Linked DNA regions of Homo sapiens: all the other regions are linked to region 3. Evidence: read pairs that join two places in POLR2A ChIA-PET (ENCODE). Cell type or tissue: CD4-positive, alpha-beta T cell. All regions are shown on one strand. Links, peaks and the distances in the headings refer to the core of each region. The heading gives the core; the rest is flanking DNA.

The links. Peaks named below come from ENCODE experiments on the same cell type or tissue, not always from the same donor. Only the 100,000 strongest peaks of a DNase experiment are listed, where the experiment ranks them.
Region 1: POLR2A ChIA-PET joins it to region 3 with 5 read pairs; 6 of 35 experiments call an interaction of 5 or more read pairs at or near these places.
Region 2: POLR2A ChIA-PET joins it to region 3 with 7 read pairs; 2 of 35 experiments call an interaction of 5 or more read pairs at or near these places.

The regions. Positions count from the first base shown.
Region 1 is chr4:108,046,421-108,052,884 of GRCh38, reverse strand. It overlaps LEF1 (lymphoid enhancer binding factor 1), which reads left to right. Exons shown (of 12, transcript NM_016269.5): 12 at 4,134-5,337. Among named protein-coding and RNA genes, the nearest start is that of HADH, 60 kb to the right of the region's middle. In CD4-positive, alpha-beta T cell, for the core only: no CTCF peak of the experiment used is centred there; DNase peaks (open chromatin) are centred at 1,284 and 3,294; H3K4me3 peaks cover 974 bases; H3K27ac peaks cover 2,000 bases.
Region 2 is chr4:108,603,272-108,609,735 of GRCh38, reverse strand. All of the region lies in intron 1 of RPL34-DT (RPL34 divergent transcript), which reads left to right. Among named protein-coding and RNA genes, the nearest start is that of RPL34-DT, 14 kb to the left of the region's middle. In CD4-positive, alpha-beta T cell, for the core only: no CTCF peak of the experiment used is centred there; no DNase peak of the experiment used is centred there.
Region 3 is chr4:108,145,235-108,151,698 of GRCh38, reverse strand. All of the region lies in intron 3 of LEF1 (lymphoid enhancer binding factor 1), which reads left to right. Among named protein-coding and RNA genes, the nearest start is that of LEF1-AS1, 19 kb to the left of the region's middle. In CD4-positive, alpha-beta T cell, for the core only: no CTCF peak of the experiment used is centred there; a DNase peak (open chromatin) is centred at 3,168; H3K27ac peaks cover 1,665 bases.

The DNA of each region.
Region 1 (6,464 bases), core at 774-5,773, 99 kb after region 3:
AATTCTAAAGTCCATGTCTCAGTGCCTGGCAAATCAGTGCGTAGTGGACAGTGTTTTTGTTCCTTCCCCCTCACCAGCTTCTTGCAGACAAGACCACCTTCAAGTCAACAAGACTGTCACTTTTATGATGCCAGGAGGCCTGGGGAACAGCCCAGCACTGGGACTCTCTAGGGGTCACCATGGGCCAGTCATTTTATGACCATATTCCTAAGTCTCTGCTAAAAAAACAGGATTAGACTAGCTCTGTCACGCTTGCTTCCTGCTGTAGAAGTCTGTACCTCTCTTCCTTCATACACACATGACATTGTGCAGCAGAAGAGTTCACACCCTCAAATCACAGGCTTTTGTCAGTTTTTCCCAAGGTGTAAAAATGGAGACAATTGGCATGAGGTGTGTGGTGTGATGCTGGAATTCCATTTTTGCAATTAAAATCTGTGAATCTGTTTACCTCTCATAAAACCAATCTCTAATATTCTCCCCTCAAATTGCACATCGTTTAAGGCTCCTGCCTCTTGTTAGTAGCATTTGAGAGTGGCGTAAAAGGAAGAGGACGACGAAGAAAGGGTCTTTTATTCCAACTCACTTTTTTTGTATCCTCACCAATTCTGAATAAGGAAGTGATATTACATGATGGGGCAGGGGTGCATTTTGTTCCTGGACACCAGCTTTGCTGCCCTTGCCTTGGCCTGGACAGCTTAAACTGACTGGCCAGTGAGCCCTGAGTGGCACCCTGACAGGGCTGGCCCTTGCCTGCTCCTGACCCTCCACTCCACCACCTCAGAGCTCACCCATAGACTTGTCTCCTTGGCCCTTTCTTCCAGAGGACAGCCTGGGGAGGAACCCCCAGGACATGAGCTGGCCAAGCGCTCTGCTTTTGGTAGGATTTTACATTTATTTGGGCTTAGAGAGAAGGAGTTTCCCCCTTTCCCTTTCTTCACTCCTGAGTCAGGGTCTGTAAAGCCCTATTGGCCCAGGGTCGGTGCTGTTGACCTCCCAGAAACAGGCCCACTCTTGAAATCTTTAGATTCACCTTTATTGCTTGGGCTTTTAGTAAGGAACTCTACCCATTTGGGTTCATGGTTCCATTTGGTTGATGGGATATTTTGTCAAGATTGGAATTTGGTCCAGGAGAGCATCAGGGGGGTTCGGTTATATGGGGTGGGGTGGGGTCTTGTGCCGCCTTTGCATCCCCAGTACAAATGCGTGGTGACTCCTGGTGGAGGGAGCCCAAGTCTGAACATATGTAAGATGGGCCTTGCCTCACTCCCTTTGAAGCCCAGCCGCAGCCGGAGAGCAGTAATTGCTGGCTTTGATTGCGCAGACTTCACTGGTGGGTTGGGCTGTGCCGGGGCTCGCCTGGCCTGGCCCAGCTTCAGCCGCAGCCCCCCAGTGAAGCCTTAGATGTGGGAAAGCTCCAGCCCCTGGAGCCTCATGCCTGTGGTTTCTTGAAAATAATCTGGACTGGACCTGTTTTATATCTGTAAAGCAACACTACAAGGCCCCCGTTTCTCCCACTTGGAAGTAAGACTTGGTCTCCCCTGACATCCCTGTATTTTAAAAGAGCCACCAGGGACAAACTGCCTCATTTCATAGTGAAGGAATTTCTTTGCTCTTTTTTTTTTTTAAGCACTAGTCCCTGAAAGGGATTAGTTGCTTTTTGGTAAGCAACTGTACAGAGGTTCTCTGAAGCCAACTTTCCAGGAGAATTTGCAAGGTGACCCCATGGAATAAGGAAATAACAGGTGGGAAAATGTGAGACTGTGGAAAGAAATGACTTTATTAGGAGATATAGACTCTTTCTTGGCAAGTGACATACTATCCTTTAGGTAAATGGCTATCTCTGGGCACCCATGTTTGTGTTAATCACTATATTATCACTTGTACTCAGCTTAAGAGAGGAGGAGAAGGCACCCTTAGGTAAGGCAGTGAAGGGACAAGAAGACTGGTGGAGCCGGAAGTGCAGGGTGCTCTAGATTGGAGGTGTTAGCCCTGCTTGAGAATGGGGCCACAGCAGGGCCATGGAAGTTGTCTGTACCTCAGTACTTCACAGTTCGCTGTGCCAGGCAGTGGTGGGATGGCCCAACAGAAGGGCAGGTTGTCTCCCTCAGGCGTTCCTGGCTGCCAATGGCGAGTCTATTCTGAGTCCCAGTGCTTGTCTCAGGCGCTAGCCTAGGACTGCAAGGCCAGGCCTCACCAGGAAACTAAATGTTTTCATGTCAGACTGAGAGGAAAACCTTCCCAGGAAGAGCAACCTGGACCAAGCCTTTGAAAATCTGTGATGCAAAATTATAATGTAAATAGGAATCTGTGGGGTGCCCTCTCTCCCACCCCAGGCTCTGCTAGAGCCCTGTTTCTTTCTCCGTAGAAAGGCAGGGTCCTTCGTAGCTCTTTGATCCTCCTGCGTGCAAGATCCATACCTCTGTGGGCCTGGCACAGCGAACTGTGAAGTACTGAGGTACAGACAACTTCCATGGCCCTGCTGTGGCCCCATTCTCAAGCAGGGCTAACACCTCCAATCTAGAGCACCCTGCACTTCCGGCTCCACCAGTCTTCTTGTCCCTTCACTGCCTTACCTAAGGGTGCCTTCTCCTCCTCTCTTAAGCTGAGTACAAGTGATAATATAGTGATTAACACAATGCTGTAGTGTTTTCCTGTTAAACAGGGAATGGTTGATTTTCCAGGAGAATAGAAAATGAAATTGTCATTGGAGGACCTCCTCAGTTGAAATCATTCTGTGGCTGATTTCCTCCTATTTTGTTTTTTGTTGGTTGGTTGGTTTTTGCTTTTTCAGTAGCTACCCAGGTATACAAATAGCTTCTTTGCAGTTCTGATCATCTTTAGGGGCCGCATTGGGCATAATTGGAATAATAATACTAGCTAACCTGCTTGCAGGGCTTGCTCTGTGCTGTGCACTTTGTGAGCACTTTAAATATAGGAGCCAAACCTCTCTTTCCAAAAGCCTGAAGGGCAGGTGTCCTCGCAGTTCCCATTCCATAGATCACCATCCTTCCATGGAAAGTACTCTGTGGACTGTAACTTGCCATCTAGACTTTTGTATTCATTATTAAACTATGTCAAAGTTTCCTTTTATTTCTCTTTTACTTTCTTTTTCCATTGAAATGAAAGTGTACGATAATCCACCATTATTTAGAATGAGTTTCTAAAAGGAAACTTGTGCTTGTAACACGGATAGCACAATCACAAGCACAAAGTGTTGGGATTCATCTGAGGCTGTCAAGGGACCCAGGTTGAGAAGGTGCTTCCAGCATCGCTGCCACCAAAGGAAAGCAGCCTCCCCAAGTTCAAAGCAGCGGAAGCAGGTGCTCTCTGGAGTGAAGGAACGGAACTTTGCCATGCTTTTACTTTCCTTTTGTCTTTGTCTCATCTTGTTACAATGTTACATTTTACTTTTAATCACTTTTTAAAAAATCTCAGATCATTAAAGCTTTGAGGATGTGGGAGTTCTCTTATTTGAAAATCATTATCACCAATATCTGGCAACATTATTTTAACATATTTGCTGAGTGTCCTTTCCGAGGCTATCATTAGAGATCCTTGATGTTAGGAAGGAAAAAAAAATCTTGAAAATTGTAAGATCTTAAGGAAAAAGGGAGCGGTTTGTATCCTCTGGGCTGTGAGTGTGAGCGGACAGAGCACATAGCGTCACGGGAGTTGGCAGTGCGTTGGGTAATGTGATTATGTCTGTCCTATGTAGAATCATACAGTGGCTTCCCACAGTGGACCAAAAACACCAAACACTGCAGAATGACACATCTTTCCCTGATCTGGCTGTTGCCCGCCTTCCCTATTCATGTTTGCCTGTTTCCTACTGGTGTTTTTCAAACTTTTTTTTTGTTCTGTTTACCATGACCCAGAGTATTCACTACACTTCACATCATAACTCTGGGCATACGTATACATGGAACCAAAGTAAAAATGTCACTATATTAACTCTGTAGTGTACTCTCAGGATTTTTGACTGATAGGGCAATTCATTTTAGCCATCCCCAAATTAACAAAATGGATTAATTAAATGCAGAGGTTGTAAGACATATATGGTATGGAATAGAGGTTATAATCTTAAGGCCTACGGCAAATTCATATTAATAGCATTTCATTTGTTCCTTCTTGAGGTGGAAAACGAAGCTCATTCCCAACGTGCAAAGCCAAGGCAGCGACCCCAGGACCTCTTCTGGAGATGGAAGCTTGTTGAAAACCCAGACTGTCTCCACGGCCTGCCCAGTCGACCCCAAAGGAACACTGACATCAATTTTACCCTGAGGTCACTGCTAGAGACGCTGATCCATAAAGACAATCACTGCCAACCCCTCTTTCGTCTACTGCAAGAGCCAAGTTCCAAAATAAAGCATAAAAAGGTTTTTTAAAAGGAAATGTAAAAGCACATGAGAATGCTAGCAGGCTGTGGGGCAGCTGAGCAGCTTTTCTCCCCTCATATCTGCGTGCACTTCCCAGAGCATCTTGCATCCAAACCTGTAACCTTTCGGCAAGGACGGTAACTTGGCTGCATTTGCCTGTCATGCGCAACTGGAGCCAGCAACCAGCACATCCATCAGCACCCCAGTGGAGGAGTTCATGGAAGAGTTCCCTCTTTGTTTCTGCTTCATTTTTCTTTCTTTTCTTTTCTCCTAAAGCTTTTATTTAACAGTGCAAAAGGATCGTTTTTTTTTGCTTTTTTAAACTTGAATTTTTTTAATTTACACTTTTTAGTTTTAATTTTCTTGTATATTTTGCTAGCTATGAGCTTTTAAATAAAATTGAAAGTTCTGGAAAAGTTTGAAATAATGACATAAAAAGAAGCCTTCTTTTTCTGAGACAGCTTGTCTGGTAAGTGGCTTCTCTGTGAATTGCCTGTAACACATAGTGGCTTCTCCGCCCTTGTAAGGTGTTCAGTAGAGCTAAATAAATGTAATAGCCAAACCCACTCTGTTGGTAGCAATTGGCAGCCCTATTTCAGTTTATTTTTTCTTCTGTTTTCTTCTTTTCTTTTTTTAAACAGTAAACCTTAACAGATGCGTTCAGCAGACTGGTTTGCAGTGAATTTTCATTTCTTTCCTTATCACCCCCTTGTTGTAAAAAGCCCAGCACTTGAATTGTTATTACTTTAAATGTTCTGTATTTGTATCTGTTTTTATTAGCCAATTAGTGGGATTTTATGCCAGTTGTTAAAATGAGCATTGATGTACCCATTTTTTAAAAAAGCAAGGCACAGCCTTTGCCCAAAACTGTCATCCTAACGTTTGTCATTCCAGTTTGAGTTAATGTGCTGAGCATTTTTTTAAAAGAAGCTTTGTAATAAAACATTTTTAAAAATTGTCATTTTATTAAGAGTGAAGTTCCTGATAATCTAAAATTGCTAATGAACTGAATCCACAGGCCAGGGCAGAGCTGGTTTGTAGAGAGGAACAGTTTGTGTGAGAGGGGTGCTGCTGGTGCAGCCTTCTCCAGGGACAGGCCAGAACCGGCTGTAAATGGGCACCTTGCCCTGTCTCCTAGACATGCAGTCCTCAAAAGTACTTGTATGGCTTGGGCCTCTCCCTCCTTTTCCAGGTGGTATGAAACAGGGTCAAAGGAAAAAAGAGGGTTGCCAGGATTCAGATGGGAGTGAGTCCTTTCCTGAACACAGATCCTCATGGGCTCCCACCATCTGGTTGTCGTGCTCATTGAAAGTCCACAGGTACCGCCTCTCTTCATAGCTCATTGGTATTCAAACTGGGCTTCCACATTGTGGGGTCCCAGTGGAGAAGGTATGTCTTAACACCCCCACCCATCTCCCCAGTCAACATTTTCTAAGTCCTGAGCTGTATTTCATAATTTTTACCTTACTAGTACATGTTATAAGTTGGTATCTGATTAGGAAAAAGTATATTTAAATTTAAAAGAATATGTCATGGTCTTCCACGATGGTTTTCTATCCCTTGAGCTACTTTGAGAACCACTATCACTGGTCCAACTTAAACCTCTCTGCTGAAATTCTAGCTCGATTTCCCCTTTCTAACCTTCGGTGCAGCTGGGGAACAGCTGGCTACCATACTTATAATAACCCTCCTCATACTGTACTTGAAGATTGCCATTAAATCACCCCTCAAATTTCTCTTCTTCAGGCTAAGTAATCCCAATTCCTTGAAACTTTCATCATCAGTCCTTTAATCATTTTCATTACTATCCTCTGGAACCTTTCCAATTCCTCTTCATTTAGTCCTAAACTTGAACCAGGGAAAAAAAAAAGTATTATGTTTAGGGGGCCTACTTGTTATAAAGGTTTCATATTCAGCCCTGGCCAGAACTTCATTTGAAAATTCTCTCTCTCTGAGTTCTCTTAACATGCATAAACCAAGTAGTTAAAAAACAGTCTAAAGCTGCCACCATGATCTTTTTGAGAGTTAACTAGAAAATCCAACAAAACGGTAAGGGAGGTGACAGTGGAGCATTATGCCAACACATTG
Region 2 (6,464 bases), core at 442-5,441, 460 kb before region 3:
TTACCGATTTACTCATAAGCGTTTGAGGGTTCTTTTTGTGTCAGTGCAGTGCCAGGGACTGGAAATATTGAAGTAAAACTACAGTCTTTCACTCCTAAGCTCCGATGATTCCCCCTCCCCACATTTATGTCCTGCTCCCCCACTTCTATATTTACTAATGTCAACCCCAAAATATAAATTATATAAGCGATAATTCTGGCCGGGCACAGTGGCTCACGCCTGTAATCCCAGCACTTTGGGAGGCCAAGGCAGGCGGATCACTTGAGGTCAGGAGTTCAAGAACAGCCTGGCCAACATGGTAAAAGCCCATCTCTACTAAAAATGCAAAAATTAGCCAAGCATGGTGGCAGGCACCTGTAATCCCAGCTACTTGGGAGACTGAGGCACAAGAATCGCCTGAACCCAGGAGGCAGAGGCTGCAGTGAGCTGGAATCACGCCACTGCACTCCAGCCTGGGTGACAGAGTGAGACTCCATATAAAATAAAAATAAAAATAAATTATATAAGCAATAATTCATATATTTTTTAAAAAACCAAAACTCTTCTTGAAAATTCTTATAACTGTTATAGGCTCAAGCACCATTACCTCAGAATATGGACTTCCATGAATCCTGAGAGACTTTCTGCTGAATCTGGGCCTTGCATTCATTTTCCTCTCCAAAGGATTTAAAAATTCTTAAAGCCTTGGCCATTCACTACATTTCTCACCTCACTCCCACCCCCCAGTACCCATTTTTCAGCCTTGCATCAGTTCTCAAACTGTTGCTTCTACCTGATCTAATCTCTCTGAGGGGAGGGCACTTCAACATATTTTAAAAACTTACCCCTTCGTTTATTCTGTTCTCTTCCTCTGTCTTTTCTATTTGTGTTTTGTGCCCCTTACCCTACCCTGATTTCCAGCCTTAATCCCTATACCCTACCAAATGCAGACGGAAAAAACATTTTTTAAAAACTTCTAATTTTGTGTCTTTCATAAAGATTCAGTCAAGAATAAACCACAACAAGCAAGTGTGACAGAAATGTGCAGGAGTCTAATTGTCTAAACTAATTAAAAGAGACCAAAAAATTATATCATGGTTCTTTAGTTGCAGGCAACAGAAGCCAACTCTGGGTAACAAGCAAAAAGGGAAGGAGAAGGATGCAAGGGCTGCTCAGAGAATAGATAATATAATAAATATTAATGACAATAATATGAGACTGAAGACACCACATGGTAAGAAAGAGGTAAAACATCTGTCCTTTCTCAAGAAACCATTTTTTTGTTGTTGTTTGTTTGTTTTTTGTTTTAGAAAAAGGTAAAACAGGTATGAGAGAAAGAGTTTGAAGGACAGCTCATGTCTTATTGAGTGGGAGAAGGTTAGATAGCCAACATTGAGGATGTGGCATTTGAAATACGCCTTAAGACACTGGTAGAATTTCCAAAGGCAAAGGTGTTTCACAAAGAAGAAATAACACAACAAAAGCCTGAAGATGGGAAAGTATAGGATATGCCTACAAGGGCAAGTTGTGGTCATATTAGGAAGACCTTGAATGCCACGCTAAGGAATCTGTATTTAATTTGTAGACACTGAAAGTTGCTTAAAGTGTCTGAATGAGAGAGTTACATGGTTAAAATGTAATTGAATTTTGGAAAACAACGATGGCACCAAATAAGAGAGTGATCCTTTAGTGCCCATGCTAGGGGAACCTGCTTTGGTCTAAATCTTATTCCATCTCCTAAAAACTGATTTATAAGTGGAATGATGCAAAGAAGGGAAATGATTACAGCTGATCCATTTCCCTTGGAAACACTAGCTATCGATTCCTTTATCCCCAGAGCTGTCTGTCTGGTATAATAAATATTAATAACAATAATATGAGACTGAAGATACCACGTGGTTAGGAAAGAGGTAAAACATCTGTCCTTTCTCTTTTTTTTTTTTTCTCAAGAAACCAGTTTAAAAAAAAAAAAAGTAAACAGGTATGAGAGGAAGAGTTTGAAGAACTCATGTCTTATTGAGTAAGAGAAGGTTAGAGTAGCCAACATTGATTCTTGTTCTTCTTGAATCCTGGCTGTTCAGCTTTTCCTCCACTGATTTTTATCAGTGGAAGCCAAAGAACTCTAACTGATGCAAGAGACAGTTGCAATAGCAGGTGCTCACTAGAGGTTTGCTCATCATCCATGTGGTTTATCAGATATGAGCAGATGAGTTTTTAACTCTATCACAGCTCTAAAAGATCTACTGAGAAAAACATCCTTAAAGAAAAGGCAGTCAAAGAAAGTTCTAATGGCAATATTTATTAATATTACTTAAAAGGCCAAACTCTATAGCCGATAAGATAAAGCAAAGGGAAAGTAAAGAAACTTTTGTTGGGATGTTTTAGGCTGATATATTTATATCAGCATACGAATGAGTGATTCAACCTACTAGTTATTGAGGAATATTACAAAGCAAAAGCAGTGTGGTTCTGGTGTAGGAACAGATGAACGGAACAGAGGGAGAGTTCAGAAATAGATCTGTGTGCATATGGGAATTTGATATACAATAAATGTGGTAAAAATGGAAAAGAATGCCTTGTTTAGAATATAGTATTGGGAAAACTGGCTCATCATCTGGAGAAAAAGCTGGACTTTTACGTTACACTATAGAAAGATGGACTCTAAATGAATTAAAGACCTAAATGAGACAGGTGAGTATTCAGAACCAGAAGAAGAAAATAAAGAATTATCTTTGTGGAGTTTATTAAACCATTGAAGTACAAACAATAAGTGGAAAATTGATGACTTAGCTACATTAATGTTACAGCATTTTTTTCAGCAAAGGTTACCAAAAACAAAGTTAATAGACAAGGAGAAGATAGTTGCAGCATCAAAAACAAAGGATAATATTTACATCAGTGCTGTCCACTAGAAATGAAATGTGAGTCACATATGTAATTTAAAATTTTTAGTCACATTAAAAACTAAAACCATTCTGGCCAGGCATAGTGGCTCACGCCTGTAATCCCAGCACTTTAGGAGGGTGAGGTGGGTGGATTGCTTGAGCTCAGTTCAATACCAGCCTGGGCAACACGGTGAAACCCTGTCTCTACAAAAAATACAAAAAAAATTAGTCAGGCATGCTGGCTCGCACCTGTAGTCCCAGCTACTTGAGGGTCTGAGGCTGGAGGATCACTTGAGCCCAGGAGGCAGAGATTGAAGTGAGCTGAGATTGCACCACTGTACTCCAGCCTGGGCAACAGAGTGAGAACCTGTCTCAAAAAAAAAAAAAATGTATAAAGTCATTGTTTCTGATTTTTATTATGAAGAGTTTCAATTTCAACATAAATTGTTGTTCCTGTCTGGCTAAATCACTAATAAGCTCTTCCTTTCTTTTGGAGTTTAAAATTTAGCTCTTTCATATGTAGTGTGATATCTGTGAGAAAACATAAATCATATTGTCATTTTGTCTTTGATTATTGAATATTCCTTCCAATTCAGGAACATATTAAATTGGAGTTAAAAGTACTTTCTAAAAATTCTTGGCCGGGCGCAGTGGCTCACGCCTGTAATCCCAGCAATTTGGGAGGCCGAGGCGGGTGGATCACGAGGTCAGGAGATTGAGACCATCCTGGCTAACATGGTGAAACTCCATCTCTACTAAAAAAAAAAAAAAAAAAAAAAAAATTAGCCGGGCTTGGTGGCGGGCACCTGTAGTCCCAGCTACTTGAGAGGCTGAGGCTGGAGAATGGCGTGAACCCAGGAGGCAGAGCTTGTAGTGGGCTGAGATTGTGCCACTGCACTCCAGCCTGGGTGACAGAGCGAGACTCCATCTCAAAAAAAAAATAAAAATAAAATAAAATAAAAATTCTTCCACAACTATTATCAATGAGCACAGGCAGAGAACACAAGATTAAGAAAATCAGTCTTAATTCTATCAGTCTATTTCTTTCAAAAGTTCCATAACTTGGCAATGATTTATAGCATTAGTGTATAGATACTAAATGACATTTATTTATTTATTTAGAGGCAGTCTTGCTGTGTCACCCAGATTGGAGTGAAGTGATGCGATCTCGGCTCACTGAAACCTCTGCCTCCTGGGCTCAAGCGATTCTCCTGCCTTAGCCTCCCGAATAGCTGGGATTACAGGCACCCGCCACCATGCCGAGCTAATTTTTGTATTTTTAGTAGAGACTGGGTTTCACCATGTTGGCCAGGCTGATCTTGAACACCTGACTTCAGGTGATCTGCCTGCCTTGGCCTCCCAAAGTGCTGGGATTACAGGTGTGAGGCACCACGCCTGGCCCTAAATGACTTTAAAGTAATTGTACTCCATAACAGTTTTCATATGGTGTGCTTTAAAAAACTGAGCACAAAGATTTTCAATACATATCATACAGTGGAACAAAGCAATAAATGAAATAGAAATCTCTTGTCTTACCATTCCAACAAATCTGGATTTTTACCTAACATATATGGGCCACCATCTGTCATTATAGGCACAAATTCTTCTTTGATGGTTATAAAAGATGAAAAACTGCTCCAGAAATTTAGGTGTTTTTAATTCAAATTTAATAAAACTTCATAGTTTTGGAAGTCCTTTGAGACACAAATATACCCAAAGTATTAATAGACATTGTCATTTTTTTGAGATAGAGTCTCACTCTGTAGCCCAGGCTGGAGTGCAATGGTACGATCTTGGCTCACTGTAACCTCCACCTCCCAGGTTCAAGTGATTCTCCTGCCTCAGCCTCCCGAGTAGCTGGGTTTCCAGGTGCCTGCCACCACGCCTGGCTAATTTTTTTTTTTTTTAATAGAGGCGGGGTTTCACCATGTTAGCCAGGCTGGTCTTGAACTTGTGACCTAAGGTAATCCACCCGCCTTGGCCTCCCAAAGTGCTGGGAATGCAGATGTGAGCCACCATGCCCGGCTGACATTGTCTCTTATATCACATCATCCATTTTAAAGCTAAAGAAAAGTACTTGTAATTTTTTAAATTGTTAATCAATTGATCTTTGATACTGTATCGTTGGAAAGTTCTTGTAATCTATGGGCCATTTTTTAATGGCTTAGTTGAAGGTCTTTCACTTTTTGTAAAATATCTTCTTTAGTCTTTTTCTCATAATTTTCTAGCAAAATTTCCACAACTGAAATAATTTGTTTTACTATCTGACTTAAAATGACTTTCATTTTTCATCCCTCCCTTTCCCCTCCCTCCCTCCCTCCCTCCCTCCCTTCCTTCCTTCCTTCCTTCCTTCCTTTTCTGTTTCCTTCCTCCCCTCCCTCCTTTCTTTCTGTAAGAATCCAACACATCTTTTAGCTGTCTAAAATTACAAGCTCAGGGGCCAGGTGCGGTGGCTTATGCCTGTAATCCCAGCATTTTGGGAGGCTGAGGTGGGCAAATCAACTGAGGTCAGGAGTTTGAAACCAGCCTGACCAACATGGCAAAATCTCATCTCTACCAAAAAATACAAAAAAATTAACCAGGCCTGGTGGCGTGCACCTGTAGTCCCAGCTACTTGGGAGGCTGAGGAATGAGAATCGCTTGAACCTGGGAGGCAGAGGTTGCAGTGAGCCAAGATCGTGCCACTGCACTCCAGCCTGGGCAACACAGCAAGACTCTGTCTTAAAAACATAAATAAAATAAAATTATAATCTCAGATCCTGTTAAGAAGCATTAAGGATTTTTTGGTCGTATATTCAACTCCTATTTTGAACTACAATTTTGATTTCTTTTTTGACTTCCAAGGGGAAATGTCTTACCAAATTCATTATGTATTTACTTAAAATGTCTCTTAATATTGTCTAATTTATTGCTTAAAATATTTTTTACACACAAATAGCTTTTTTCATTTTGCTGTGTTACAGCAAATTGCAATTTCCATTCATCGTAGAATTTGTGACATGCTTTCTTTCAGTCCTTTTCTTTTTTTTTTTTTCTTTTTTGAGACGGAGTCTTGCTCTGTCCCCCAGGCTGGAGTGTAGTGGTGCGATCTTGGCTCACTGCAAGCTCTGCCTCCCGGGTTCACGCCATTCTCCTGCCTCAGCCTCCCGAGTAGCTGGGACTACAGGCGCCCGCCACCACACCTGGGTAATTTTTTGTATTTTTAGTAGAGACGGGGTTTCACTGTGTTAGCCAGGATGGTCTCGATCTCCTGACCTCATGATCCACCCGTCTCGGCCTCCCAAAGTGCTGGGATTACAGGCGTGAGCCACTGCGCCCGGCATTTTTTTTTTTTTTTTTGAGACGGAGTCTTGCTCTGTCCCCCAGGCTGGGGTGCAATGGCACGATCTTGGCTCACTGCAACCTCTGCCTCCTGGGTTCAAGCGATTCTCCTGCCTCAGCCTCCTGAGTAGCTGAGATTACAGGCACCCGCTACCATGCCCGGTTAATTTTTGTGTTTTTAGTAGAGATGGGGTTTCACCATATTGGTCAGGCAGCTCTCGAACTCCTGACCTCAGGTGATCTGCCCGCCTCGGCCTCCCAAAGTGCTAAGATTACAGG
Region 3 (6,464 bases), core at 921-5,920:
CTGTGCGTTAGCCCATTTAATCCTCATAGTAACTCAGTGCTATCTCTGATATCCCTGTGTTACAGTTGAGGGAACTGAAGTATAGAGAAGGTTGAGCAATGGCATGCAGGGCATAGAGAAGGGTAAGGACGACTGTAAACAGGTCAAGAAGTGGAAGGTCAGATAATTTACCCTGATTGCACAACTGGTAAGTAGTGGTACCAGATTGAGGCTCAAGTCTTCACTCTCACAGCAGGGTACTTTCTGCAACTTCAGTTTCTTATTACCATTTCTGCCACTAGCATGCAGAAGACGCTAGATGATTATTGAATCAGTGAGTTTCTCATAGGTAAGATGGAAATGATTCTTAGTAGGGTTTTGTGAGAATAAAATTGGAAATTGTACATTTCTTTAACATATTTTGGGTAGTAATAGCTATTATGATGCTAGTGGATAACACAAGAGTTCAAAGGTGACCAGTTAGATGTGGAGGAGGGAAAGAGTTGTGTAAAAGATGATGAGTGTTCTAGCCTGATGGTGAGAGGACAGTATTAATGGAAATAATTAATTTGGAAAGAGAAGCCAGTTTGAAGACAGGCATTCATGAGTTTAGCTTAGGAATCATTGTTTTCAGTTTTATGCTAAGAAAACAAAATTAACCAAGATCTGGAACCAAACCATTTTACATTATGGGCATCTTTTTGGTCCATACTTTATTTGATGTAAGTCAACAATGCCTCACAAAATCACTTCACTTACCTATGAAGCTTCCTGGACCTTGACCAGAAACCTCCATGTGATTATGAGAAATAAGTATTTTGTCCAAGGGTGAAGAGAGTACTGGTATTAATAATATACTAGCATGTAATATTTAATGATGTACTTTACATGCATTTTTCTTATTAAATCTTTACTAAACAGTATGAAGTGAATGCTACTAATATGCCTATGTTTCCAGTGAAGAAACTGAGGCACAGAGAAGTTACTTGAATGTCCATAGTCCCAACCAGAGTTTAATAAGTGGTAGGGAATTTGGATTCAAAGTCAGGTATTTTCAGGAGCTGGGGCCCAATTCATAAATCAGTTCATCTCTCAGAAGTGTTAAGAGTAATCCTTAGTCAATAAACTACTTTGAGGATTAAAGGTATCTGTTATACTTTTATTAAATAATGTAAATGGCTTAAATAAAAGGTTCTAAGAATACTTGGAAATTGTCTTCTGGTTCATTCAACACATAACCATGTGATTGCTCAATGTATTCTTGAAAATTCCCAGGAAATATTGCTTCCTGGGGTATATCAGACATAGTTTGATAAGTGTCTGATTTTTATGGGAATCTCTATTCCTCACTTCTAGAGGCCCAGTGTCCCCAAGTCTTAGGGACTAAACAGATTAATCAAATAGCTGTATGACCAAAGGTTTCATTATTCTTAGAATCTTTTTGGCAAATGATGTTGCCTCCTTATTACATAAGAACTGAGCATTTACAGGCAAAAGTCTGCCAAAGAGCATTCTTTGCACAGCAAGCAATTAAAATGTGGTATGTGCTTCATTTTTAGGAGCAGTTAGTGGTGATTTTTGTGGTATCATGATGTTGGTTTAAATAAGAGAAATTAGTTTAGAATTAACTGGAATTGTGATCATTCCTGAGAAGTTGCAACAGTGAGTTTCCTTTAAAAAGTGAAGAAACTTTTCTTTCTAAGGAGACATTAGGAACAGTCTTTTCTTCTTTTTCTCAAAAGGAAATATCTTTTTTTTTTTTTGGTTAACAGTAATATATAAAAACGGGGGAAAACCCATGAAAGAACAGAAAAAATAAATAAAAAGTACCTATATTTCTGTCATTCTGATATAATGGTTTCATTTTGATGAATTGTTTCATTTCAGACATTCTTTCTGTATCTATACCTGTAATACAAACGTTTTTGTAAATGAGCTTATAAGATTATTATTCTATTATAATCTTTTGTCATTAAAAATGTATTACGTGTGCTCATCTTTATGTGAATGTAGGTCTGTGTCATCAGTTGTAATGGCTGGATAGTATCCAGTTATATATATATATACACATGTACATATATGTACATATATATACACATGTATATATATGTACATATATACACACAAATATATACACACTTTAATTTATTGGATTTATCCTCAGTTATGGATGTTAAAGTTTTTTTGTTGTTATTTTAAATACCACTACAATGAAACCGTGTTAAAAATATATTTATAATCTATTTTTTTTTTTTTTTTTTGAGACGGAGTCTCGCTCTGTCGCCCAGGCTGGAGTGCAGTGGCACGACCTCGGCTCACTGCAAGCTCCGCCTCCCGGGTTCACGCCATTCTCCTGCCTCAGCCTCCCGAGTAGCCGGGACCACAGGCGCCCGCCACCACGCCCGGCTAATTTTTTGTATTTTTAGTAGAGGCGGGGTTTCACCGCGTTAGCCAGGATGGTCTCGATCTCCTGACCTCATGATCCGCCCGCCTCTGCCTCCCAAAGTGCTGGGATTACAGGCGTGAGCCACCGCGCCCGGCCAATCTATTTGTTTATGTTACTTGCTGGTTCATAGCTTTCTTGATTTAAGATAACTTTTTACATAGTAAGCATGTAAACAGTTTTGACAAACTATTCATGAAATAATGGTTCAAAACTATTTTACACCAACATCATGTATCTGTTTCTTTACTCCTGCACAATTAAGATCTGCTTGCAAGTTAATATGTAAAGAACTTGCTACTTAATATAAGAAAATTCATAGTAACTCAGTGCTATCTTTGATATCCGTGCAGCATTAGTTTGGTTCATTATTTATATTTAATTTCAGGAGTGAAGATGCTAATACAGCTCTTTTGACCCTCATAGGATGGTGCAATAACCAGAAAGCACATCTTATTGCAGTTCACTAATTATATGTTGTTATAGGAGTTTCTGAACTAATCCTAAAGTTTAAGGATAAACAAGTTTCCTGGTAGAATGAAGATAAATCCTAAAGAATGTTTTCAGGAATGATTTATCATTCATTCCGTAAATATTCATTGAAGATACTTATTTTGACAGTCAGTGTGCTGAGCCCCATTGTGGATACATGATGATAAAAGCAGAGTCACCACCCTCTAGAAGCTTACAGATTAGTGAGGGAGAGACACTTGTGCAAACATCCACAGCTGAGCAGAGTGAGGCAGGCATGACATCACTACTACAACCCAGGGATACAGGTGTGAACAGAGCCTAGCCTGCTCACCCTGGAGTGTTGCAGCCTAGTAGAGCAGTTCCAGAGGACTGTCTTTATATGTACTATTCATTCTTTACCTGCTTTCAGTTCCATGTGGCCCATTTGAAGCATGGTGGGGAATATTTGGTTTACTTGTTTAAAAAGGGTTGTGTAGACACCTCTGGGCTGGGCCAGGAAAGTTGCTTGATAAATTTTTTTTTTTTTATTAAAAGAGCATTCATGTTAAGTAACCTAAGACTATTTAAGAATAGAACTCAGAAACTCAGAACTATTTATAGAGCATTTGAAATGAACAAGTTTATAAACATTGCTGCCAAGTTAACTGATGGTTGGTAAGAGTGGAGGCCAGGACTTAGACCCTCTTCTGTTTTATGCTGTTGGTACTGTGTCACTGTTTATTTAGTACCACCACCAGAAACCTTTACCTTGTGTGAGGCACTTGCTTTTTGTACTATTTAACCACATTTTAAATCGTTGTTGTTAAATTTGACTACAATTTGAATTGGGCAAACAATATTATGAAGGTAGATAAGTTTTCATTTATTTACATATGTCATGTAGTGGCTGAGAACACATGCTCTGCATCTTAAGTGCCTGAGCCCAAATCCAGGATTAGCCACTTACTACAGGTGGGAAAATTGCTTTACCTTTTTGTTTCTGTTTCTTTACTCACAAGTACTTTAAAAAAATTTCTGGCATCCTAACGGTAAGTTGGAAAGAGTAGGAAATGACTGTTTCAAAAATATTATTTAGTTACCACATATAGGAAATACGTGGTCTGAATTCATTGCAGGGAATCACTGTACTGCTAGGAATAAGGTGTCAACATAGGACTGTGAATTGCAGGCTTGAGGATATTAGATCCCATTTAGTGAATAATGTGAAGCCAACAAAAAGTTACATAATACAGGATTATATGTACTAGATTTTATGAGGGCTTCTTATGTATCTATAGAGGAAAATGGAGATTAAATTTTTCAAAAAGAAATATTTCCTCCTAAGATGGCTGGGTATAAGGAAAAAACAGAGGCCTCTGTGTAGTGGTGAGAGAAATGTGACATTTAAGCTACAAATGAAAAAACCGTTCATAATTCAGGGCTATCTGAGATGTTTGTTTTTGTTCTTATTTGTTATTTTAATCTTGAGTTAATTCAATAATGTCTATGCAAATTTGAAAATATTGGCTACCTGAGAAAAACCTTTTAAAGACTTTTTTTTTTTAGGCTTCTATTGTTGCTAATCTCGTGGTAGAGGAAAAAATACTGACATGGAGTTAGGCAAGTCATTGACTAGCCATGTATCCCTGAACAGACTAGTCCCTAACTTCTTCAAGCCTGTTTCCTTCTCTCCCTCCCTCCCGGGCCTCTCTCTGTAACCCAGGCTGGAGTGCAATGGTGTAATCAAAGCTCACTGCAGCCTCAACCTCCTAGGCTCAAGTGCTCCTCCTGCACTTCCCAAAGATTCAGGTATGAGCCACCGCACCCCACTGAGCCTCAGTTTTCTTATCTGAAGCTCTAACAAAGGACTGTTGTGTAGACTAAGGGAAACACGGTTGTGTCAGTATGCTTCCCGTGCTTAAAAGCTCCTGGACTTCTTATGGTACCAGACTTTAGAGCTCACTCAAAGAAAACACACTTGCATTTCTCTTGAGTTGTTTTATCGATACAGGTTGAGTAACCCTAATCCAATATGTGAAGTGCTTCAAAATCTGAAACTCTTTGAACACTAACATGAAGATCAAAAAACAAAAACAAAAAACTTGTCGGAGTTTTTAGGATATTGATTTTCCCATCAGACATACTGAACCAATAGGTATATAATGCAGATACTCCAAATCTGAAATGAAATCTGAAATGCCTCTGGACCTAAGAATTTTGAATAAAGTATACTCAACCTGTACTGAAAGCATCAGAATTTACGTCAGTGCTTTTTAAGAAAGGAGGTTTTTTCTGCTCTAGAGGTGAAGCAAGGTCTGATGCTATGAGAAAGGTAGAAGATTGACTCAATACTTCTTTTTGCCTGGTTCTGGGAGGACATCTCATATGTTAATAACTTATTAGGGGCACCACAAGTGCATACCTATTATACCAAATCAGATCTGGACATCTAACGTGAATAATTCCACTGGTATATAATGCTTACCATTAAAGGTCTGCCTTTGGAACACCAAGCCATACCTACTTTCTGCTCATCCTCTGCTCACTCTCTCATAGAATCCTGAATTCCTTGACCCCAGTCATCATCCAGATACTCCTTTTCATGAGCAAACATTTAGTGTTTTAAAGTCACAAGGTCGCTACGTGGACAAAGACTAAGCAACACAGTTGTTTTTACTCATGGAGAACATGTCCAGGAGAGCTTTTCCTCTGGCTTTTGTTTAATTGGGATAGGAGGAATTCATTCACTTATTCATTCAGCAAATGTTTTTTCAGTGGTCACTTATTTTTAAAATAGTTTCATTTTTATTGAGATATAATTCACATAGCATACATTTTACCCACTTTGAGTGTACAGTGTAGTGGTTTTTAGTATATTCACATAGTTAGTGCAGCCATCATCACAGTCAGTTTTAGGACATTTTCATCACCTCGGAAAGTAACCCCAGAGCCTTTAGCTATTATCCCCTTATCTCTCATTCCCTCAGTGCTCACCCCAGGCCCAAGCAACTACTAACCTATTTTGTCTCAACATATTTCCCTATTTGAGACATTTCATAAGAATAGAATCATAGGCACATATAGGGTGTAGTCCTTTGTGACTGGCTTCTTTCACTGAGTGTAATGTATTCAGGGTTCATTCATGTCACAGTGAGTATCACAGCTTCATTTCTTTTCCACTCTGGCTTCCATGGCTCCATCTTGCTTCCAGAAGGTTAGATCAGTACAGTGAGGAAAGGAGCTGATTTAATCCATATTGAGAGGAAGAAAAGTGAAATCAATTGATATTTCAGATATCTAAATCCATGGTGAGATTTATTTTACTGCAAGCCCTCATCAATTAAAAATTTTGGCCACTGTATAATTATTTATGAATTATATACCTGAACTATATAATTATCTGATGGCTGTTATTTCAAATAAAATTGATAATTTCTCGTTATTTTGGTCAGCTTCTTGACAAGTCTTGTCCAGTGTCATTACAGATTTTAGCTTTAATGCAAGCTCTTAAAGGGTTGATATTAGAGGTAGAACTGTTGGCTTTGCCATTTTCTTGCTGTTTTTTGTGCTTACATTATTACTGTTATCT